Regions from separate parts of the Homo sapiens genome. Here all the other regions are linked to region 2. Evidence: chromatin loops called from intact Hi-C (ENCODE). Cell type or tissue: MCF 10A. All regions are shown on one strand. Region 1 has its middle 16 kb from the start of OR10P1. Region 2 holds the start of RDH5 (retinol dehydrogenase 5). Region 3 has its middle 32 kb from the start of OR10A7.

Region 1 (8,000 bases), 100 kb after region 2:
GGACCTCTCACCTTTGGAGAGCATATCTCTGTTTCATTACAGAAAAAGAAATTTTAATCTTATTTAATCCACTGTACTATTGAGTTTCTTTGGTATAGCAATTAACCTGTACCTTAACTAACATAGCAAGAATGCTACTACCAGGGACAAAATAATGATTTCATAGAATTAGAAGTTCAGACTTATTTCTGTCCATTTAAGGCTTCTCAGGACACTGTACACATAAGCAAAACAGAGGATAATCTCATGTTAGGTGGGATGATTGATGGTGATTATATTATTGATATAGGGTTGTCATACAATGGGAGCAGGAAGGTGCTCACTTTAAAACCCAAGAGGGAAAACATAGTGATCCTAACCAAACCCCAAACCAACCAAGCCAAACCAACCCCCAAGGGATTGTCTGGTGTGCTGGTTGCAGGGGAAAACCAGTAGAGTAAGACCACCAAAGACTCTATTCTTTAGGAATGAATAATTGGGTTTTCCCCATCAGGTAAGATAATCCTGTCATGAATAATACCATTATACATCACTTAATGATGGAGTACATTCTGAGAATGACTCATTAGGTGGTTTCATCATTGTGTGAACATCATAGAGTGTAATTCCACAAACCTAGATGGTATAACATACTACACACCTAGGCTATATGGTACAGCCTATTGCTCCCAGGATACAAACCTGTACAGCACGTCACTGTACTGATTACTGTAGGCAATTGTAATACAATGTAAGTATTTGTGTATCTATATAGAGAAAAAGTACAGTAAAAATGTGGTATTATAATCTTATGGGACCACCACTGTATATGTGGACCATCATTAGCCAAAATGTCCTTATGCAGTACATGACTGTATATAGATGTATTCAGCCCTCAGGATCCATGGGCTCTGCAACTGTAGATTCAACCAGCAGCAGATTAGAAATATTTGGAAAAAAAAGAAAAATAGCAAGACAACAGTAAAAAATAATACAAATGGAAAAACCAGTAGAGTATAACAACTGTTTACATAGCATTTACATTGTATTAGGTATTATAAGTAATCTAGAGATGATTTAAAGCATATGGGGGATGTGCATAGGTTATCTGGAAATCCTACACCATTTTATGTAGGGACTTGAGCATCCTTGGATTTTGGTATTTGTAGGGAGTCCTGGACTCATTCCCCCATGGATACCGAGGGATGACTGTGTGCATATATATATAGTCAACCTCCACATCCATGGGTTCCATATCTGTGGATTCATCCAACCTTGGATCAAAAACATTCTGGGAAAAAATTCAGGCCTCTGGGCCTAAGGACAGAGAAACTGAGCCAGGCTTTCTCCTCCAGGGGTAGCTCTCCTGCTTCATTCACAGGGATGTGAAATGAAGGTGGAACATCAGCTCCCTAGAAAGGAGTTTGTGTTAAGGCTCTTTGTGGGTCTGAAAACTACCCTGACAAGTCCAGGATAGGTGGTCAACTTGATTGATTGGTGGACATATAGGCACATAAATGGATGGGCAATTGGCCAGATGAACAGAAGATGGATAGGTGGAGATGTGGATGGTTGGCTGAATGACTGAAGGGCTAGGTGACCCCTGAAAGTGGGGGTGATGCTCTCAGAGTGTGTGTGAAGTAGAAAGAGGCTCTTGAGGAATTGCCCCACTGAAGGAGGGGACCTCTGGCTTGGAAGGTCATCAGAGGTCTGTTTTGATTTTGGAATCGAGAAAGACAGTCTTTTCTTAAACTTGAGACCTGACAAAGAATGTCCAATATTTCTATTAGTCACAGACTCTGGGGACCAAGCCTGTAGCCTGTGTGTAGTGTGTATTGCCATGAGTGAGGTGTGAATTGTGTGTAGTTTAAGTGTGATGGGCCTATGGGTGTTTGTGGTGTATTTGGTGGAGGGTAGTATGTGGAAGGTGGGTGTCTATAGGCTGCCCTCTGGACTGATTTTTCTCCAGCCTTCAGCATAGCTTCTATCTGGGGTGTCTGGAGATGTCTTTCATCTCTCTTTTAATCAGAGCTCCTGTTTCTTGGACCCAATGTCTTTCTCTTTCTTAGCTTACTTTTGTTTTGGGAGGGTATACACTTCAGTAGCTCCATGTGCTATTGGATGGTGGAATACAATTTTTGGTACTTTGCACATCTGAAAAAAGTATTCTATTTTTGTACTTGATTGAGAGTTGGCTGGGTATAGTAGTCTAGATGGAATTAATGTTTCTTTAGAATTTCTAAGGTATTGTTTTGTTGTCTTCAGGCTTCCAATGCTGTGTTGAGATATCTGAATCCTTACATAGCCATCTCCTGTTTAATATCAATAATCTGTTCATGAAAATCAGATGTTCTGTGTGAATATGCTACCTGGGAACCTATTTCTCATCACTTTGAGTGGTAAAAAATATTATGTGATACATGTCTACCCTAAACCTTCAACCAATTGCCTAAAACATAATAAAGTAACATGTTATCATAAATAACAAGCTATTATGTTTGGATAGAAAATGCTTAAAACATCACACCTGATCATCAATTAACATGGTTGTTAACAAACAGTTGCGTTGTATGTAACAACATAGCCTGTCTTCTAGCCAGCAACATTCAATACGCACATTCTTTCTCAGGACGCCTATTTCAAATTATCTCTCTGTGTATTTAGAATGTAACCCAAGACTATACAATGCTTTTGTTGAAATGTCTGGAGTTTTTGGAATGAAATATGAAGTTTTCTCACATAAACACCAGCTGAGAATGATGCACATTTAAAAATATTGGGAACATGCTACTTTAATCACCTTAAAATTGCTTTTGTCAGAAACAAAAAGGAGTTTCTTGTCTCTTTTCAGCTTAGAAAGATGTTGAAAAGTTCTTTTGGGGGGTGGGGTAGAGAGAGATTGAGAGAGAGAGAGACTCTAATCTTGAAACTGTTGTGTACAAATTGATTTAAAGGTGTTCAGAGGATTGATTCCCAGAAATTGCTTTCTATTTGGAAATTCTCTTCTGAATATAAATTTTTAAAGCATTTTATTGAGACGTAAAACTTTATTTGTAAAGGTGCGAAATTTTTCTTTTGAAATGCCTACTTAAAAGATGAATATATGGATGTGACCTGGCGAGACAGTTTGGATGCTTGGGACAAATCTGATGAGCAAATATATCTGTAGATTTTAGTGTTTCTTAGATCACCATGATTTCAAGATACAATGAATAGAATGGCCAAGAACTCAAGCCACGTTTGCTTTAAGGCTTTAAACTTTTCTCTAAAACTAAACTAAAAACAAGCCTAATGGCTACTGATTTTTGGCCTGTGGCCATTTAAATGTTTCCGACTTTGATCTGTGATTGCTTTACTTCATCAGGGCTGCTGAAGTCTGTCTCTGTTCCCTTTTTATTTAGAAAGTATATCAAACCTGATACCAAAAAAGTTAGTGATTTGATTTGAGCACCACCCATTTTATGTTTACACGTTAAAAAATTAAACATTTTTTACAGACAGGCAGAACAGAGAAGATTGTAGTGAATCCGCATATGCCAATTACTCAAGTTCTGCTATTTTGGGATTTTGATAACACTTTCTTTGTTTTTTGTTTTTTGAGACGGAGTCTTTCTCTGTTGCCTACAGTGCAGTGGCACGATCTCAGCTCATTGCAACCTCTGCCTCCTGGATTCAAGCGATTCTCCTGCCTCAGCCTCCCGAGCAGCTGGGATTACAGGCATGCGCCACCATGCCCAGCTAACTTTTATTTTTTATTTTTAGTAGAGATGGGGTTTCACCATGTTGACTAGGCGGGTATCAAATTTCTGACCTCCAGTAATCCACTCACCTTGGCTTCCCAAAGTGCAGGGATTACAGGTGTGAGCCACTGTGCCCGGCCTCAATTCTTATATCTAGAAACCATGGATGGTCTTAGAAATACTGAAATCTGGAAATACAATTTTGCTCATTAGATTTGTTCCAAGCATCCAACCTATCTGGCCAGGTCATATCCATATGTTCACCTTTTAAATAGAAGTTAAAAAAAGTTTTGTGTCTTCACAAATCAAGTTTCATATTTCAATAATATATTTAAAAATCTTGTACTTACAAGGAAATTTCCAAGTACAGCGTAATTTGTGAGAACCCTTCCTTTGAAAACACCTTAAAATCTATTTGTAAATGGCAGCCTCGAGGTTACGGGGTTCCTAATTTCCTCTCCCTCCCACCTTCTTCCTTCTCGCCTTCCCATTTTTTTTGTTCCTTTCCTTTCTTTCCCTCTTCAGTTCTTCTTTAGCCTTTATTTCCCCCCTTTCTTCTTCCTTCATCCATATCCCCACCACCCAGAAGGTGCTGCCTTTTGAGGATAAAAACAAAAATTACTTTACACATGTTAAAACAGCATTGCAAATTACAGCAGTTCTGAGCTCCATTGTCCTCCTCCTCCTCATAGAAGACCTTGGCACACATTATTACAAAGGGAGGAAAAGAAAATTCCAAGTTATTGTCCTTCCTACTTGAGGTGTGATGTGGAAAGAGCAGATGTATGGTCAATTATAACAATTTTCTTTAATAATTTTATTTTTATATTTTAAATTTTTCTTTATTTTTCCTTAAAATTAAAAAAAATAAAGACAAGTTTTCACCATGTTGGTCAGGCTGGTCTCAAACTCCTGATCTTGACTGAGCTGCCGGCCTCTGTGTCTTAAAGTGCTGAGATTACAGGTGTGAGCCACCATGCCTGGTGATATTTTAATTTTTATTGAGTGCCCTTAAGGCTCCTCCTTGGCAATTGTATTTAGGCAGAGTTTATTAATCTGTGAGTACTCCCCTTCAGTGTTTGACATTTTCTAAAGAAAAAAGTCTCCACTAGAGGGAAGTGTTTGTTTAGATCATTCCTGGACAGTGATTCCACTGCGTGAGAATTTAAGTCCTTTCAAGAATTTCTTAACACGTGGTGTGTGTGAGACGTTGCAAAAATAATATGTCCCACTAGAGGGAGCCATTTACCCAGATTATCTCTGGAATATTGAGTCTATGACCTGAGAATTTGGTCCCGTCTACACGTAGACATGCTAAAAGCAATGTCCTAGGTCCTCAGCCCCCACCTCCCATTCCACAGTTCCCATGGATGCCTTATACAGGAATTATTTTCACATCATAATAACTTTGAAATGGAAGATGGGATAAATTTGCAAGCTACTAATGCAGTGTGCTAGTGCTTAATATGAGACTGCATATTGTTGGCAGATACAGCATTTGTTTACCTTAACCTGGCTCATAAATTGTGTGTCTATGGGGTTTGGTGAAAGGAAAGAAAAACATTCACTCAAGACTGACTCAGTTTGGGAAGTAAGCAGATGGGTACATCCTCCTCCTGCCTATTTTCTTTTCTTCTTCTTCTTTTTTTTTACTTTGTCACCCAGGTTGGAGTGCAGTGGTGCCATCTTGGCTCACTGCAGCCTCCACCTTCTGGGCTCAAGCAATCCTCCCACCTCAGCCTCCTCAGTAGCTGGGACCACAGTAGCTGAGCCACCATGCCCTGCTAATTTTATTATATTTTATTTTTTTGAGATGGAGTTTTGTTCTTGTAGCCCAGGCTCAAGTGCAATGATATGGTCTTGGCTCACTGCAAACTCTGCCTCCCAGGTTCAAGTGATTCTCCTGCCTCAGCTTCTGAAGTAGCTGGGATTACAGGCGTGCACAACCACACCTGGCTGATTTTTTTTTTTTTGAGACGGAATCTCACTCTTGTCAACCAGGCTGGAGTATAGTGGCACGCTCTCGGCTCACTGCAACCTCCACCTCCCGGGTTTAAGTGATTCTCCTGCCACAGCCTCCTGAGTAGCTGGGATTACAGACACCTGCCACCTCATCCAGCTAATTTTTGTACTTTTAGTAGAGATGGGGTTTCACCATGTTGGCCAGGCTGGTCTTGAACTCCTGACCTCATGCCTGCCTTGGCCTCCCAAAGTGCTGGGATTACAGGCATGAGCCACTGCGCCTGGCCAGCTAATTTTTTTTTGTATTTTTAGTAGAGACGGGGTTTCACCATGTTGCCCAGGCTGTCTCAAACTCCTGCACTCAAGCAATCCACCCACCTCGGCTTCCCAATGCTGAGACTACAGACGTGAGCCACTGCACCTGGCCCTCCTGCCCATTTTCTGAACTTTTTGAGAAATACATATTCAGAGTGGGCAGCTCTAGGCACCTCTCTTATATACCATCTGATAATTTTATTATCAGGGGACAGAGTCCTTGGAGAAGGGTGGCCCAGAAATGCTCCCGACGAGAGTGTGGGACTTCAGGCCACAAGTGACTTTTGAGCTTTTCTGGAGACTTTACAATCTTATTTCACATAGAATATGCATTCAAGTCAGGGTCCTTGGGACTAGAATTTCAAAATCCACCAGGTCAGTATCCCCATCTGAGTCTCACCTTGGAAGCCAGTTGCCCAGTGGGGAGAGCATTGAATGCTCCAGAAGAAAAAGAAATAGTTCTGCCTCAGTTGGCCTCCTGTTTAGAGCTTATTTCCTTGATAACTTCCTGTAGTCTGTGACCATACATGAGAAGAAACCAGGTTCAACTTCCTGATTTTATCAAATCAATTTCAACTTACATGGGAAAACACTCTCTTATCTCAACTTCTTAATCCTAGATCCTTAATCAAGGGTCACCATGTGTTTGCCACATATATTTACTTTTTGTTAGTGTATTGGCTAATTTTCATTGATTCATAAATCACCCTAATACTTAATGGCTTATACAACATCATTTATTTAGTTTATGATTTTGTGGGTTGGCAATTTAGCATAGGCTTGTTTGGGTAGTTCTTCTGTTGGTCTTTGATAGGCTCACCCATGCCTCCTCAGTGGCCAGCTGGGGAGTTCTGCCATGGGGTTTGTGTGTATGTGAGACTATTGTCAGGTGGGATGATGGGGGCAAGTGGATTACGTGTCTTTTGTCATCTAGTAAGCTAGCCCAGGCTTGTTCACATGGTGGTCAGAGGATACGTTTTTTGAGTTTCTGCTCGCATTATGTTTGCTGGTGTCACATTGCCCAAAGCAAGCCACATGGCCAATTCCAGAGTCAGTGTAGAAGGTCACTACCAAAGAGGGTGGCTGTAGGGAGGCAAAGAATGTGTGACCATTTCCTGCAGTCTCTGACAGTTGGTCACATTTGACATGTGGACTATGTGAGGGCTGTTGAAATACAGGAGTAGAGTGAATCCAAGAGGGATTCTAAGGGAAGAGACAACAGGAGTGGGTGACAGATAGTAGGGAAGAGTCAGGGATGACTTCAAAGTGTTTAGTCTCAAAGAGTGAAAGGTTAATGGTGCCATGGATGTCAATGGGGATGATTTGGAGTGAGTGTTGGGAATAAACTCCTCTCAGAGAAGGTGATATCTCTGCATCTCTGTTACCTCAAAAGAGGCAACATGGTGAGGGGCTAGGGATGAAAGGTAATGGGGCAATAGTGACACAGGATTTTTCTTGGTCACTTTGCAACAAGCTGGGGACCTCCAGCTGGTGATACCCCTGCCTGGGCCTTCCTTGGCCACACTACCTGCCGCAGAAGAGAGCCCGCCCACTCAACCCGCCAGGGCCATGCTTGGCTTGTGCACTGGCTCAGCCTGTGGCTGGGCCAGGTGTGCCCCTGCCCGCCTGTGTTATAACTCATACCCTTGTTTAGCAGTTCCTAAATTCTTGTCCCATGCCCAAGAAGAATGAGGATATGCCCACCATTGAAGGTGATGACGGTGGAGAATTTTATTGAGCAACAAAACAGCTCTTGGTGGAGATGCTATGGGAAGATGGTCTCTCATCTGAAGTTGGGTTGTCTCTCTCCCCATGTGCCTAAGTCCGGGGCTTTTATGGGCTCAGAATAGGGGAGTGCATGCTGATTGGTTTGTGAGTACGAAAAAAAGTAAAAAAAAAGAGGCATCACTCAAAGGTGGGCACGATAGTGTTATAAAAACCAATTAGGGAAGGGTAGGCATATATAAAATAGGTGAATGGTGGAGATCAATCAGAGGAAAGTGC
Region 2 (8,000 bases):
TATTTTTTCAGACCGAAAAGAGATGGTCTGAGTTTGTCTTAGAGTGATGCTTGATTCCTTCCTTTCCTTACTGATGTTCCCTGTCCTCTGGGACCTTAATGCATGTGTACTTCGAGGTCTATTTTGGGGGGTGTTTGGGAAAGGAGGACTTTGCGAAGGTGTTGGTTGGGCAGGCAGTGGGAGAAGTGAGGATCCAGAGACTGTGGTGCTTTCTGCCCCCTAGTCTTATGCTGCCAGGCTCACTATGAACATTCATGAAGCCATCTGCTGCATAAGTCAAAGCAGCTCCCCAGAAAGGTCCCACCTGCGAGAGCCCAGCCCCCATCTGCCTTGGACATCTTCCTGGCCTTCTGTGCACCGCTAAGGGCCCAGCACCTCCCTTCCTGGCCAATCCTCAAGGGATCCAGCTCCTTTCGAAGTATGATAAGTTGCCTTGACACCTGTGTGGTCAGTGTCCTTAGCAGGAGAATTTATGTGAATATTGCCTTTTCTTCCATGGAAGCCACCCAGCCTGGCCCAGAACCCTCATCACCTGCTCTTCTCCCCCAAGAAATATGAAGACCATTCCCAGTACAGACACTGAATTGCAACCTTACTCCCCTTCAGAAAATAAGGGAAATGTATTAAAGTGCCCTTTGATGGCCACTCCCCGACGTGCAGCTGTAGATGTGAGGCAGTTCCCTGGCGCCCCACTGTGGGTGCTAGCTGTTTTGCAGGGACTGAACAGGCCAGAGACCGTGAGCATGTCGGTTTGGAGTAGTTGGCACTTAAATGGGGTCAGCCTTCCACTGGGCACATTTCTGCCCACCTTCTTTTTATTTTTTAAACAATACACTTTTGTTAGTGCTTATTTTGTGGCAGGCACCAGGCAGTACCAGGGTGGGGGCAGAAATAAATCAAAGTCCTTGTCCTTGAAAAACAATCTCTTGCTGGAAGGCTGGATTCAGTAGACTGCTTGGGCAGGCTTGGGAAGGACCCAGGTGAGCACAGCATCCACCAGGCTGGCTGGCAGGTAGGAGGCAGGCAGCCAGAGCAGCTTGGCATCCCAACCTGGGCTGTAGCGGGTTCGGGGGTGTCGAGCAGTCAGGGCATGCTCCAGGCATCGGCTCACCTTGGTTAGGTCCGGGTCACAGATCAGGTTCATGATGCGCTGTTGCATTTTCAGGTCTGCAGCCCCATAGGTGGTTGCAATCAGTTTCCCTTCCTCACTCCAGCCCATCTTAGGTACTGTCTTCTGGGGCCCTGGGCTTGTCACCCTCAGTCCCCTCCTCAGTGTGGGGAGTGGGCAGGTTCCACATGGCCTGGGCACTCTTGTAACATCCTGTTCACCCTCAACCCTGCCCTGGGTGCCCCACCCACCTCCTAGCAGGCTTATGCAGGACTGGCCTTTCTGGTACTTGTTTCCCTTCATGTGCCCCTGTGTGGGCCTGGCTACTCACACTTGGTGAGGAAGGCCCCCCCATAGTGGGCCTGTGTGGCAGGAGGCAGCCGTGCCCAGCAGGCCTGCAGGGTTTTCTCCAGACTCTCCAGGTTGGTCACAGGGGTTCGGAAGAAGCCAGGCTCCACGATGGAGACTCGTATCCCAAAATGAGCTACATCCCGCCTAGAGTCGGGGCAGAGCGAAGTTGCTGGGTTCTTGCCCTATAGGGAGGGGACTTTGAGGGACATGGGTTGGGGAGCTGAGAAAGTTACCACAGACCAGGGACAAGAGTTTTGACGGAGATGCCTACTGCCCCGGGACAAGGGTCAAGTGGGGTAGAGGGAGGAAAGTATTTTTGAGGTTTGTTTTCTTTGATCTAGAGCAGGGGTCAGCACGTTTTTTTCTTAAAGGGCCAGAGAGTTAATATTTTAAGCATGGCAGGCCAAGAAACAAAATTAATGATATTATCAGGTACTTATATAACAGTTTACAATGTAACCATTTAAAAATAAAAAAAACCATTATCAGCTTGTAGGCAGCTGGCCAGATCTGGCTTGAGTACTGAGTTTGCCGATTCCTGACCTAGAGGAACCCCATTCCCTTGCTCCCAAAACACATGGTTGAGCCCTGAGTGCTGGATATTGAAGGGTATAGTCTCGTATTTGCTGGAGGGTAAGCTGATGGGGAAAGTGGGGATACATCCCACTGCCCTGGCACAGATGTAGAAATCCAAGTATAGGTAAGGAGCAGGAGGGAAGGGGATAAAAAAAAATTCAAGTATAAAGTATGTGTTCCAGTATGCAGTGGCTCACACCTATAATCCCAACACTTTGGGAGGCCCAGGCGGAAGCATCGCTTGAGGCCGGGAGTTGGAGACAAGTCTGGTCACCACAGCAAGACCCCATCTGTAAAAAAATACTAGCCAGGCATGCTGGCACGCGCCTGTGGTCTCAGCTACTCAGGAGGCTGAGGCGGATATCGCTTGAGCTGCTTGAGCCTAGGAGTTTGAAGTTCAGTGGGCCGTGACTGCACCACTGCACTCCACCCTGGGTGAGAGCAAGGCCTTGTCTCAAAACTAAAAGTATGTGTCCCATGATGCTGCCTGAAAAATTAAGGCTGAGAGACAGGAGACATTCAGGTTATTTGCTGAGTGATGGTGACAAACGCAGGCTTCCTTAGAAGGTAGACTAAGCTTAGGCGCCTTATACTCCTGCTAAGAACTCAGGCCTTGGGCCGTGTGTGGTGGCTCATGCCTGTAATCCCAGCACTTTGGGAGGCCGGGTCGGGTGGATCACCTGAGGTCAGGAGTTCAAAACCAGCCTGGCCAACATGGTATAACTCCATCTCTACTAAAAATACAAAAAAATTAGCTGGGAGTGGTGGCACGTGCCTGTAAGCCCAGCTAATCGGGAGGCTGAGGCAGGAGAATCACATGAACCTGAGAGGCAGGGGTTGCAGTGAGCTGAGATCTCGCCATTGCACTCCAGCCTAGGCAACAAGAGCAAAACGCTTAAAAAAAAAAAAACAAAAAAAAACTCAGGCCCTACTCCCGTTGTCCTCATCATGTCTCCTTTGTGCTCCCACGGAACTTTGAACCTTATTGTTTAAAGACGAGAGGCAAGGCCGGGCGTGGTGGCTCACACCTGTAATCCCAGCACTTTGGGAGGCTGAGGTGGGCGGATCACGAGGTCAGGAGTTTGAGACCAACCTGGCCAACATAGTGAAACCCTGTCTCTACTAAAAATACAAAAATAAGCCAGGCATGGTGGCGCATGCCTGTAGTCCCAGCTACTCGGGAGGCTGAGGCAGGAGAATCGCTTGAACCCCGGGGGTGGAAATTGTGGTGAGCCAAGATCGCGCCACTGCACTCCAGCCTGGCGACAGAGCAAGACTCCATCTCAAAAAACAAAAAACAAACACGTTAAAAATGGGTAAAGAGAAGTAATCTACTTATGGTCACAAAGCTTACATAAGGGTAGACTTCATTGAACCCATGAAGTCTAGCCCTAAACTGTCTCTTCTTAACTATTCCAATGTGCTGTATCTTAACCACCTCTGCTGGCCCACGTTTGTTGAGTGGGCTGCTGTTAGTCCTGGAACCCAGAGCCCTGTACCCCTCACCTCAGGCTGTCAGAGAAGGCCTCCAGGCCAAATTTGGAGACACAGTAGCCCCCACCATTGGCTGCCAGGCGACCCAGGACGCTGGTGATGTTGATCACCCGGCCCCGGGCTTGCTGCAGCAGAGGCAGCAGGGCAAGGGTGACCCCGATGGGACCCATTGTGTTCACATTCAGCACCCGCTGGAAATCGTCCCGGGTCAGCCATGGTGTGGGTCCGATGATACCAGCCACACCAGCATTATTCACCAGACCAAAAAGCCCTGTGGGGAGATGAAAAGGATGCTGGGGGTAGGTGAGGCACTCCCACAGCTCCCTCTTCTTCCTGGGAGCATCTGAAAACTGCTTCTCCTCAAATTGTCCCTTTAGCTTACCACAGCCCTTGCAGGTGACTCCTGGGGTGACTGTGGGGATCAGGACACCCCACACCATATTCCTGGTGGTCTACCATACTTACCTGCTTCCTTAACGTGCATCTCCACCCACTTGGCTGCCTGCTGGACGCTCTGGGGATCAGTGATATCCAACAGGGTGGTGTGGAGGCGGGAGGAGGCCACCCGCTGCAGGTCCTCGGCCCCGGAGGGGGTCAGGCAGCTGGCCAGGACTCGGAAGCCTCTCTGGTCCAGCTGCAGTGCCAGAAGGCGCCCAAAGCCTGAGTCACAGCCGGTGATGAAGACAAAGGCATTGCTGGCGGGCAGGCTCTGCCGGTCCCTGAGCAACCACAGCACTGCCCAGAGTAAGGCACCCAGCAGAAGAGGCAGCCACATAGCTGGAGCCCAAGTGACCTACAGGTGGCAGCCTAGGCTGGGCAGAAAAACTTGTCCAGTTTACTGTGGCCCTCAAGCCCTTTCCCCTAATACCCTCCCTAGCTGGAAGCATCTGGTGTGAGCATATTGAGAAATTATCTGGTTGGCAGATAATTGGCCAACCATGGCTCATCTGTTCAAAGCAAAGATGTGGGCAGACCCTGTATTTGTGGCTAACTTAACTAAAACCACATGAGCCAGATCCTGTGTACAGACCTGCTGTATGGAGCAGAGGCATCTTTTTTTTTTTTTTTTTTTTTTTGAGATGGAGTCTCACTCTGTCGCCCAGGCTGGAGTGCAGCAGAGGCATCTTCTTGCTTGCCTCACACCACCTCTCCTTCTAAACCAGGGACACTGAACCTTCTATATGCAACCTGGGTCTTGTGTTTGGAATGATGTATAGGGCCAAGAGGTTTGCTGTGTGATACTGAGCATCTCACTGTCTCTCTCAACCTATTTTCTCATCTACCAAGTGGGGCTAAGACCCACCAGGTCCACCTCAGAGTTGTGGAGGATCAAAGGGGATAATGTGTGAGGAAGCATGTTAAAAGCTGAAAGTTTTGAGTTGGCAATACATGTAATATCTGGCTAGTCTTCTCAGTTCCCCCAGCTCCCAGTATCCACTTACCTCCTGTGGCGAAAGCTGGCAGGTACTACAGCGCCCGAAGCTTATTCTTTTGCTTTTGTTTAAGAGACTGCTCCCAGTCTTCCCAGCCTCCCACACTAACTACTGCTAAGGCCAAAGTCCGGAGTGGGTGGACTTGGATGCCAGGCGTATTAAGTGTATGTGTGACAGGGTGGGGATAGGACTGAGGAGGAGGAGGAGCCAGGGAGGCTGGAGCTTGCCTGGCTGAAGCCAGGACTTGGCAGAGGCCAGATTTGCCTAGGCTCCCCCCACCCCTTGGCTGTCTTTCTCAGCCTGGGTTCCTGACCATCTATGTCATGGTCTCCAAGGAGGAGGGAGCTGTCAAGGATGGCAGCTGCACTGCTCTGTTGGTAACGGTTACTGGACCTGTCATTCCTCCCCCTTCTCAGCCCTGAAGTGCCCCCAGGAATTAATCTCCCACCTGGCTCAGACTCATGACACTGCTTAGAGTTAGCCTGGGAGAGGCCATGAGCACGTGGAGAGGCAGAAAGCCAGAGCTGGGGACCAGGCCTGTACCTTGCCTTGTTTCTCTTCTGTAGGAAACAAGTCCTGAATTAGGAAGCTTGGGGCAGGGCTACTAGGACCTTCTCTCAGGAGGGATGGGAACTCCCACCCTCTGCTTGCCTAACAGACACCTGCACAAGGGCCATGGAGGAGAAGAGAGTTGGGATAGTAAGAGGAAGCTAGTTCCACCCTCTCCCCAAAAGGTACCTGTCCCTCAGGGAAACCACCTTTGAACCTTCCACTCCCACCCCCGACACTGGAGCTAGTAGCTCTCTGAAACACACCACAGAGAAACGGAGGCTTGTGTTTTATTCAAGGCTTGTCAGCCTCCCTCCTTCCCCCTGCGGGTGAGGTAGGAGGGATAGGGTTGGGGGAGGGAACAGGGGCTAGGAAGGGGCAGACTGCAGCTGCCCTTTGTAGACATATTCCAGTGCAGTGGCAATGGTGCGCATGTCCAGCTCGATGCTCCGAGCCCAGTTCTCCACATCCCCAATTTCCTGGGAAGGGGGAGAGGAGGTGGGAGCCCAGGAATCAGAATGGGTAGAGTATGGCTTCCAGTCTGGGGAATACGTTTTATTCATCTCCTGGAAAAGGCTTTACTTGGACCCACCAACTGCTTTTCTTTCTTTCTCTACCTTTTCTGACACTGGGGCTATAGATGGGGTTTCTGGGACCACCCTACTTCCTCCTTAACCTAAACCTGAGGTAACCTGACTGGAGGCAGCCAATGGGGGCCCAGGATTGGGGTGGTGAGGTAGGGAGTATGGCCCACCTTGAGTGCCTGGTTGAAGTTCTCCACCATTCCGATCCACTGGCCTGTCTGCTTGGCAAATTGGGCAGCCTGGACCTGTAGGGTCTTCACCTCATGGTCCAGCTTTCTCTGGTTCATGTAGGCCTGGGCCACACTGGGGGGTTGGAGGAGGGAGGAGATCAGCTCCAGCTAGTTGGGGGTGGTCTCCGGGACTAATATTCCATTGCAGCAGTGGGAGTTCAGCCAAGAATCAGGGCTCATAATTTTGGCCATTTTTGGATGTGATGCAAATGACTACCAGTACATGCAAATAAACCCAGCTCCTTCCTTTCACTCCCAGGATTCCCAGGAGAGCCAAGCTCGGAGCTGACTAGAAACATACCAGCTCCAAACCCCAAAAAGGAGTTCCTGCAGCTGAGTGGGGGAAGGGAGGGAAAACCTGGGGTGATATCCCTGAGGAAAAAGCTGGGAGGGAAAAAGGGGCATGGAAAAACTGGGAAAATCCAGCAGGAGGAACACATCTGGCAGTGATTGGAAGCCTAGGGATCTATGCAAGAAGTTGGAGAGGGAAATTGGGCCCCTCCCTGAAGCCGGGTTAGGATGGGAGTACAAACCCCCTCCCCAGGAACCCTGGGTCAAAAGAGGGTATCCCAGGGGTTTCTTCTCGGCTCTCAGTTGCTCTCCCAAGCCTTCGCTTTTGCCCACACAGATCAAGGAACACACACAAACACACACACACACACACACACACATGCTCTCCCTCCCTTCTGCCTTAGGCACTAGTTTTTCTTTTCAATCAAGGTATGGGCTGTGGTTACCATTACTACCATGGGGTTGGTGTCCCCAACCTTCTGCCAGTGTTTTTTGCCCTCCCCAACCCCTGCAATAATTGTTCTCCTTTATTGGCTGTTGAATTTTTCACTTCCCACCCCAGAGCTCTACTCAGCCAGGAGATTCCACATCCGGTGCCCCCACCCACTGGAATGTGTGGGGGCTGGAGCGGGGAAGGGGTTGGTGGGGGCTGAGGGAGTGGGCAGGACACCTGACAGGGGCCAAGATAGACTGAGCCTTTGTTTTCCTTTCCGGGGAATGAGAGGAGGCGTGGGCAGCAACACAAAACCCTTTCTAATCTGGCTTTGGCTTAGCTGCCCTCTAAGCTGAAAGTGGGGTGGCATCTAGCAAAGGAAAAGAAGAGGGAAAGGCCTGGGCCAATCTCACAAATGATGGGCACAGCAGAGCCCAGGAGGTGCCAATGTGGGAGGGAGGAAATGGGAGGGCAGACCCTGTTCCTTCTTTTTGGGAGACAGCTGGGTCACTGTCAAGGGTCGGGTAGGAACTGAAACAGACTCCCCTGAGAATTCCTGAACTTCTGGTTTTCCCCATTGACCACCTGCTTCTATATTCACACTGAGTAAAGAGAGCTGCCTGGAGAGAAGGGAGATCAGAGGCCCCAGCCACAACTTTCTTTCTCTCAACCTTCCCCCAAGATGAGTAACAAAGATGACCCCAGCCCCTGCATGGCTCACTTGGATGACTCAGTCTCTGGATTCACACCGAGCTGTTCTACTTGACCTGGGGTGGAAGGTACCATACTGCCTTTCTTCCAATAGGCAGACTAGCAAATCATCATCTCTGCACGCTTCTGGGTCACTTAGGGTCAAGAGACAATGTTCTTTGCTTTTTCCCAAGTCTTTGGCTGTTACTTGCATTCTCATTTAGGGCTGGGGCAGGGTGTGGTCCCTAGAGACCCAATAGG
Region 3 (8,000 bases), 530 kb after region 2:
GCTTTTGTGGAATAACATGCAATCATATTGACAGAACTGCATTGTTAACTACATATTATCACTGTCTGGGACTCACTCAGTAAAGAAATGTGCCCTTTTCTCTCCCTCATTCATGACATATCAATTCACAGGAGAATATAAGGTCTAAAAACATTTGGCATTGCCTGAGTTTTGAATTAAATGAGATTGAAAATTTTTAAATTCTCTCAATTTTAATAACTAATAGATATCTGAAGGTTATAAAATTGACAGAGACAAAGCATTAAAAGGGGGAATTAAAAGAGCAATATTACACCTACAATCATCTGATCTTTCACAAAATGAACAAAAAGAAGCAATGGGGAAAAGATTCCCTGTTCAATAAATGGTGCAGGGATAACTGGCTAGCCCTATGCAGAAGATTGAAACTGGACCCCTTCCTTAAGCCATATATAAAAATTAACTCAAGATGGATTAAAGACTTAAATGTAAAACCCAAAACTATAAAAACCTTGGAAGACAACCTAGGCAATACCATTCAGGACTTAAGCACGGGCAAACATTTCATGACAAAGATGACAAAAGCAATTGCAACAAAAGAAAAAATTGACAAATGGGATCTAAATAAACTAAAGAGCTTCTGCACAGTAAAAGAAACTCAACAGAGTAAACAGACAACCTACAGAATTGGAGAAAACTTTTCAAAATATGCATCTGAAAAAGGTCTAATATCCAGAATCTGTGAGAACTTAAACAAATTTATAAGAAAAAAAAACGAACAACCCTATTAAAAAGTGGGCAAAGGACATGAACAGACACTTCTCAAAAGAAGACATACATGTAGCCCATAATCATAGAAGAAAAGCTAAACACCACTGATCACTAGAGAAATGCAAATCAAAACCACAATGAAATACCATCTCATACCACTCAGAATGGCGATTATTAAAGAGTTAAAAAAATAACAGTTGCTGGGGAGGTTGTGGAGAAAAAGGAATGCTTTTACACTCTCAGTGTTGGTGAGAGTGTAAATTAGTTCAACCATTGTGGAAGACATTGTGGTGATTCCTCAAAGACCTAAAGACAGAAATACCACTCAATCCTGCAATTCCATTACTGGGCATATACCCAAAGGAATATAAATCATTCTATTATAAAGACACATGCATGTGTGTGTTCATTGCAGCACTATTCACAATAGCAAAGACATGGAATCGACCTAAATACCCATCAGTGATAGACTGGATGAAGAAAATACAGTACATATATGCCTTGGAATACTATGCAACCATAAAAAAGAACAACATCATGTCCTTTGCAGTGACATGGATGGAGCTGGATGCCATTATCCTTAGCAAACTAATGCAGAAACAGAAAACCAAAAACCACATCTTCTCACTTGTAAGTGGGATCTAAATAATGAGAACAAATGGACACATAGAGGGGAAAAATATACACTAGGATCTATCTGAGGGTAGAGGGTAGGAGGAGGGAGAGGATCAGACAAAATAACTAATGGATACTAGGCTTAATACCTGAGCAATAAGAAATCTGTACAACAAACCCCCCATGACACACGTTTACCTATGTAACAAACCTGCACATGTACCCCTGAACTTAAAATAAATGTATTTTAAAAAACACAGACATGGAATATTAATTCAGTCACATGGTATTATTGTACCTAACCCCACCCCAATCCTAAAATCAACTAATCGATATGCATTTTGAGTTTCAGAAATTTGATAGAAAATTAGAAATATATAAAATACTAAATCAGTACATTTGCTTGACACCCATCTAACCTGATTTATAATAAAGACATTTATTCACCCAGTCATAGTGGCTCATGCTTATAATTCCAGCACTTTGGGAGCCTGAGGTTGGAGGATTGCTTGACTTGAGCCCAGGAGGTTCCAGGTTGCAGTGCGCTATGGTCACGCTACTGCACTTTAGCCTGGGTAACAGAGTGAGACTCTGTCTCAAAAAGAAGAAGGAAAAGGAGAAGGAGAAGGAAGAAATGTATTCTATTTATGTTTACTCTGCTTTTGTTTCTACATTCTTATTACTCCTAATGTGAGAGGCACTTTTTGAATCTTCGACTCCTTAGCAGTCATTCTCCCTTCACCTTGTTTCTCACTAAAGAAACACACCTTGCCAATTCTCCAACTACATGTTAGCAGCAGAGAACATGGGGGTAGGCATGTGACCAAGGTCTCACGGAAGAGATTGGCTCAAAGTCTGATACATGACTCAGGTCCACTTAAACGAAGTTGAATTTTCACTTAAGAAAATAGAAGTGCTATCTTTTCCATTAGATTTGAACCTGAGAGGATATAACTGTGGATCTTCTGAGGCTGTAGCACAACCAAAGAGAGTAACTCTGCAGTAGTATCAATAGGAAGAAAATACTACCTAGAACTGTGTAAGTTTTGAGTCATGATGTCATAGAAGCCTGTGAACCCAGCTTTAGTTATGCACTGGAATTTTCTGTGACATGAGATAATAACTTCCTCCTACTGTTTTATCATTTGCTTACATCACTCTGAGTTAAGGATTTTTTAATCAGTAACTAAAAAATGGCTATATAATAATTCAAAAGCCATTTTAACTAAAGTTCTAGAGAATTGGTTTTTTTACTCCATCTATTATTCTAGAAAAGATTAATTATTACTATAGATTATTCTTCTAGTTTGATAAATCTTCATATGATTATATTGTTCTGTAATTTCCCCTACAAATTTCATGAATAAAATAAATTTTATTAATTTTATTATTTAATCAAACATATCTAATATATCAATAGATACACCCTTTAAGAATAATTCAAAAATAATGCAAATTAGTTCAACAAATAGTATTCATATATTACAAGATAAACAAGTCATTCATTTGTTTGGCAGAATTCCTACTGATTTTAACTTTATTTTATGAGGTTTTTCTATTTTCCACAGAAGGAAAGGGCTGGAAAAATCATATAATGCAAAAGTTCTCTTTGTGATATGATTCCCTGAACTGAAGAAAAATTTTCCAAATACACAAACCAAAACATATGATTAGCGTCCATACCATTTTTAGGGTGGTAATACATGCAGTGTGATTATGTTTTAATTTTTGAAAATTTAAAATACTGCTTTAAAAAGATTCAAAAAATAATGTCTTCTCAGTTTCTGCATACAGTTTTCATCGCCTAAAAGTAGGTGTCAAATATCTGTTATTATTTATTGATTGATCTGGCAATATTGATTAATCTAGTAACAATAATGATTACCCAAAATAGAATTTTGTACACTCACACATTTTTCACCAAATTATACGTTTTCAATTTTTAAAATACAATCAATTTAAGTTACTAATTGCCAAATAAATGCCTTATAAGAAGGAAATTGCTATATAATGATACACCCTACTATTCAAAGAAATTCAGAGGCAGCTTATATCCCCATAAGTGTAGGATAGTGACATGCCCATGAAAAGCTACCTAACAGTGCCATCTGGTGGAGAGAACGTATAGTGATTGTATGTGAATATATGTCATGTCTGAACTTATTTTTTTGGTATCAACTTTTATTTTAAGTCCCAGGGTACATGTGCAGGATATGCAGGTTTGTTAGTTTTTAATAAGTAACTAAAAATGGCTATATAATAATTCAAAAGACGTTTTAACTAAAGTTCTAGAGACAGTTTTTTTCTCCATCTTTCTATTATTCTAGAAAAGATTAATTTTACTATAGATTATACTTCTAGTTTGACATATCTTCATATGACTACATTGTTCTGTGATTTCCCCTACAAATTTCATGAATGAAAATAAATTTTATTAATTTTATTATTTAATCAAACGTCATATATTAATACATACATCTTTTAAGAATAATTCAAAAATAATACAAATTAATTCAACAAATAGTATTCATATATTACAAGATAAACAAGTCACCCATTTGTTTGGCAGAATTTTTAGTTACTGATTAAAAACAGGTAAACGTGTGCCATGGTGGTTTGCTTCACAGATCAACCCATCACCTAGGTATTAAGCCTAGCATCCATTAGCTATTCTTCCTGATGCTATCCCTCCTCATGCCCTCCCAACAGACCCCAGTGTGTGGTGTTCCCCACCATGTATCCATATGATCTCATGTCTGAACATTTTTAAACTTTAAAAAAAACCTGACACTTTGTGACATTTTAGCTTTCAGTATAATGTGACAAATGCAATTTTATTAACAGTATTACATTTGTTTAAGCAATTTAAAATTTATACAAAGAAATAGAATTATTCCTTCCTTTGCTCAGTTGTGTGTGTATACCAGATGAAGAACATGTCAAATATGACTCATTTTCTGTCGTCTAACTCTATTTTTGTCCATAGAATTTATAACTCTTTGGCATCTCTCTCCCCAATAACACAAACTGCTTGAGAGGAGAATCAGCTTTTCTCATGTCCATCAGTGATTTCCACAGTGTTCAGTCCAAAAGGCCTATTGGTTATATCCCCATCCTTAAAGAAGGACCTAAACCATACTAAATAAGTACTTGTAAAATAAATGAATGAATGAATATTGTGTTAAATTCTAGGTATTGCTTCATTTGAAAGGCCCAGATAATATGGTAGAGTACATTCATAAGGGTGGCCAGTATTGTCATATTCAGCCATGACAGATAAGATGTAACTGAAGTCATTATGAAAGTTGAATGTTATACAAGAAGACTGAAGTCATTGCCATTACACGGTTAACAGATGTATCAAGAGGTTTGATTTATTCTCAAGGATACATAGAGTATAACAAAAAACAATGGGAGGAAGCAACATGAAAGTACCTCGCTGCTCAATGTGAGGAAAATTTTCTAAGAAGCAGAGTTTTTTGAAAATGAAATAAACTGCCTTCAAAAATATAAGACTCTGCACTGATGAAGCTATTTAAGTGAATTCTAATTGGTTACTGATTTAGAATGCATACAGATAGTATTCATTTTGAATTATTTGTTAGATTATTTAAGACGCATCTATGACATAACACAGAATCTTTTGCATTTGAAGGTATTAAACACTTAAGGTACTTAAGAGAGCACCTAAAATTTAAATCGCAGGGTTTTTTATTTTCACCTGGTTGTCATTTCCTATCTTTAGGTAGAATATGGTTTCCAGTCTTTTGGGGGATTATTTATATGCATGAATTCTATAATTCAGACAATTATAATTAAACACTTCTTTAAGAATAATTAATTTCTGTCCCATAATCATCTGATACTTATTATCAAGACTAAAATTATTTTATTTAACTAAAAACGACACCAAGAGTATCTACCCACTTTAAGAGATAGCTTTAAAATTTAAAACATGATTTCTCACTTAATAAAACTACCCCCACCTCTGTGAGATACGAGATTCTGGGAAATGTAAAAGAAATAATTTGAATCATGACTTAATTATTGGGTGTCTAAAATTAGCCTCAATTAGGAAGTATAAAATATTTTATTTTTTATCAACAGTTAGCAACTGCCTTGTTTTCCTTCTAATTATTCTGAATAGATAAGTAGAAAGACAATATTGCACTGTTTTTGGTAGGTTGCAGGTTCAGCATTCTCATCATTTTAATCTTTTTTTCATATTTACCAATTTTATTCATTATAGTCAGGGAATTCCTTCCCATAATTATTTTCCTGGAGTTATCCCTAGCATGACAAGAGGAAAACTTTTTTAGAAGATGCTGAGTATAATAGATGCCTTTGGGAAAACTTGGACAGGGTTATTTTTTGGCAGCTATTCCTCAAATCCTGTGTATACTCAATTACTATGATAAGTTGCTTGTGATGTAATTTGATATTTATCTCATATAAAGTTCAATGGGCATTAACGGTAACATTATTTCATTATTCTGTTGTGTGGCTGCTCTGGTTAAATAATAATGCATTATACCACATAGTGTCGAATATAATTCAAACCAGAACTATTCAATCTGATCAACTAAACAACAGCCATGAGGCAATAAATGCATACAGTATCTATACATCTGATGTGAGCTGAAGGAAATAAAAATAAGAGTATTTTACACAGGCAAAGTGAAGATTGTAACATGTTTATTTGCCTAATATCTTCTTTGAATTCTTCAAAAAAATCTTGGTAGTATCCTAACAGAAATTGTTTAAATTGCATTCTGCAATTCAAACTGAGTTAAAAAAATATTTAAAATGCCAAGGAATTGGGTAAATTATCATTTACATTTTACAATTAATTTTTCTAGAAGTAAGAGAACCTATAACACAAATTTGTCCACAGAGAAGGGGAACAGTTTTAGGAAGATATTTTTCCCCATTTATTCTATGTTATGTCTATTAAACCTAACAAATAATTAAAGAACAGCACTTTCACTGAAGGAATAATAAATGTAAATCAATTTAAAACTAACTTCTAGCTATTCAAGAATGTAAAATGTGGTAAACTAGAAGCTATACATTACACCTTCAAAAAGATTTAGAAAAAAGGAGAGAGAGAGACTTGTGGTTAAGGGCAGATGTAATTCTCCATAGAAGGAATAAGAAAATTGTGTTTGCAGATATATTAGTTACTTTTAACATACGGACTCTTTGGGAATTAACCTAATAATGTTGACATCCACCCAACAGAATCTTATGGTGTGTGTGTGCGTGTGTGTGTGTGTGTGTGTCAAGTATGAAAATATAAAGGAAATGCTAGTATCTTACCCTATATTTTTTAACATTTAATGTATCACTTAAAGCTGTCTCAAGCTTGAGCTGCACTGTAATCATTTATCTAAGGAATTTCTTAAGGTTATTTTTAATTTTGTTCCTTACTATATTCACTTTTTAATAGGGCCCAATGAGACTGATTAAAATTATGAGTTATTTTATGCGGGCTTTATTTTAGGTAATTCACAGCAGGATACAAAAGTTTCATTCCACCAGTGGGAATCATCTGATTACTCTGGAGCAACCTATAGCTAATTACGGCAAAGCCAGATTAATTTGTATACTTGAGAAATTAGCTTCCCTATACCCAATTATACTTGAGACCAGCGGGTCTCATCTTCACATTAACCTTCTCAAAGGCACAAATCTCTCTTAGGTCTCCCCCTAACTGACACACTAAACTGTGAAAATAAAGTATCCGTTTACACACCCAGAGGGACTCACACTATGTGGAAACCATCAAAATAGAGCTGGTTCCAAACATGCTACTCTAAGAATGACTTCATCTTTAATTTAACATATTTGTATAAATATTCTCCCAGGACAAAGATGATTAATGACAACAATAAAGGAGTTCTATGTAAGTTTCTGGTTAGTCTCCAGGGTTTGTTACAATCAAGATGTAAATTTCTGTTAACAGGAGATTCCAGAAGGCACCCTAGACAATTTACATGAAAAATATATATTAGAAAGATTTTCTTCTCTTCCATAATTAAGATGAGACTTTAAAAAAATGTTAATCAGAAAGTTTCCTCATCAATTTCATAAATTCTCAGGATTGGAGGGCAAAAAACTAGTTATTAAGAAATATTTTTTTCTCTTATCTAATCTAAACATGGGCAAAGTGTTATTGAAAAAAAAGCATGGAATTTGGAATACAGAGAGTTGGATTATACTGGCGAATTTATACAAATAAGAAATAGGGACATAGACTAATCGTTTTACATTTTGTGGAGATCCTGTTTTAAAAGTCTTAAACATTCCAGCCTTATATTGCAGAATCTTTTAAAAACTAAGTTAAAGAATTCTAACCAATGCAACTCTATCTCCTATTCCATTCCCCAGGTTGCACCACAATCAACTCAAATGACCATGTACCTATCTTATTTATTCACTCATTTTTTGAAGCAAGCAAGTCGCATTTTATTAGCCTATAACATTGTTCAGTAATAAAAATTTGATAGAACTAGACATTTTAGTAGAAATAAAACTATTGGCCAGGTGCAATGGCTCAAGCCTGTAATCCCAGCACTTTGGGAGGCCGAGGCCGGCTGATCACCTGAGGTCAGGAGTGCAAGACCAGCCTGGCC

Evidence for each region. A loop is a pair of places that touch in the nucleus more often than their neighbours do. Peaks named below come from ENCODE experiments on the same cell type or tissue, not always from the same donor. Only the 100,000 strongest peaks of a DNase experiment are listed, where the experiment ranks them.
Region 1: a loop joins it to region 2, with 9 times the contacts of the local background. A loop is called at or near these places in 2 of 110 quality-filtered maps.
Region 3: a loop joins it to region 2, with 24 times the contacts of the local background. A loop is called at or near these places in 7 of 110 quality-filtered maps.

Annotation. Positions count from the first base shown.
Region 1 is chr12:55,616,748-55,624,747 of GRCh38, reverse strand. No RefSeq gene overlaps it. Among named protein-coding and RNA genes, the nearest start is that of OR10P1, 16 kb to the left of the region's middle. In MCF 10A, a CTCF peak has its summit at 4,875 (motif pointing right); a DNase peak (open chromatin) is centred at 4,917.
Region 2 is chr12:55,717,489-55,725,488 of GRCh38, reverse strand. It overlaps BLOC1S1 (biogenesis of lysosomal organelles complex 1 subunit 1), which reads right to left. Exons shown (of 4, transcript NM_001487.4): 3 at 6,266-6,398; 4 at 5,786-5,990. The coding sequence ends at 5,880. It overlaps RDH5 (retinol dehydrogenase 5), which reads right to left and starts at 5,096. Exons shown (of 5, transcript NM_002905.5): 1 at 4,972-5,096; 2 at 3,995-4,336; 3 at 3,542-3,800; 4 at 1,440-1,603; 5 at 784-1,167. The coding sequence starts at 4,304. The coding sequence ends at 944. CD63 (CD63 molecule) reads left to right here. Exons shown (of 8, transcript NM_001780.6): 8 at 1-166. BLOC1S1-RDH5 (BLOC1S1-RDH5 readthrough) reads right to left here. Exons shown (of 6, transcript NR_037658.1): 3 at 6,266-6,398; 4 at 3,542-3,800; 5 at 1,440-1,603; 6 at 747-1,167. RefSeq lists enhancers at 4,033-4,661, 7,229-7,388, 7,499-7,548, 7,649-7,808. In MCF 10A, CTCF peaks have their summits at 671 and 4,329 (motif pointing right); DNase peaks (open chromatin) are centred at 668 and 4,208.
Region 3 is chr12:55,184,627-55,192,626 of GRCh38, reverse strand. No RefSeq gene overlaps it. Among named protein-coding and RNA genes, the nearest start is that of OR10A7, 32 kb to the left of the region's middle. In MCF 10A, a CTCF peak has its summit at 3,471 (motif pointing left); a DNase peak (open chromatin) is centred at 3,466.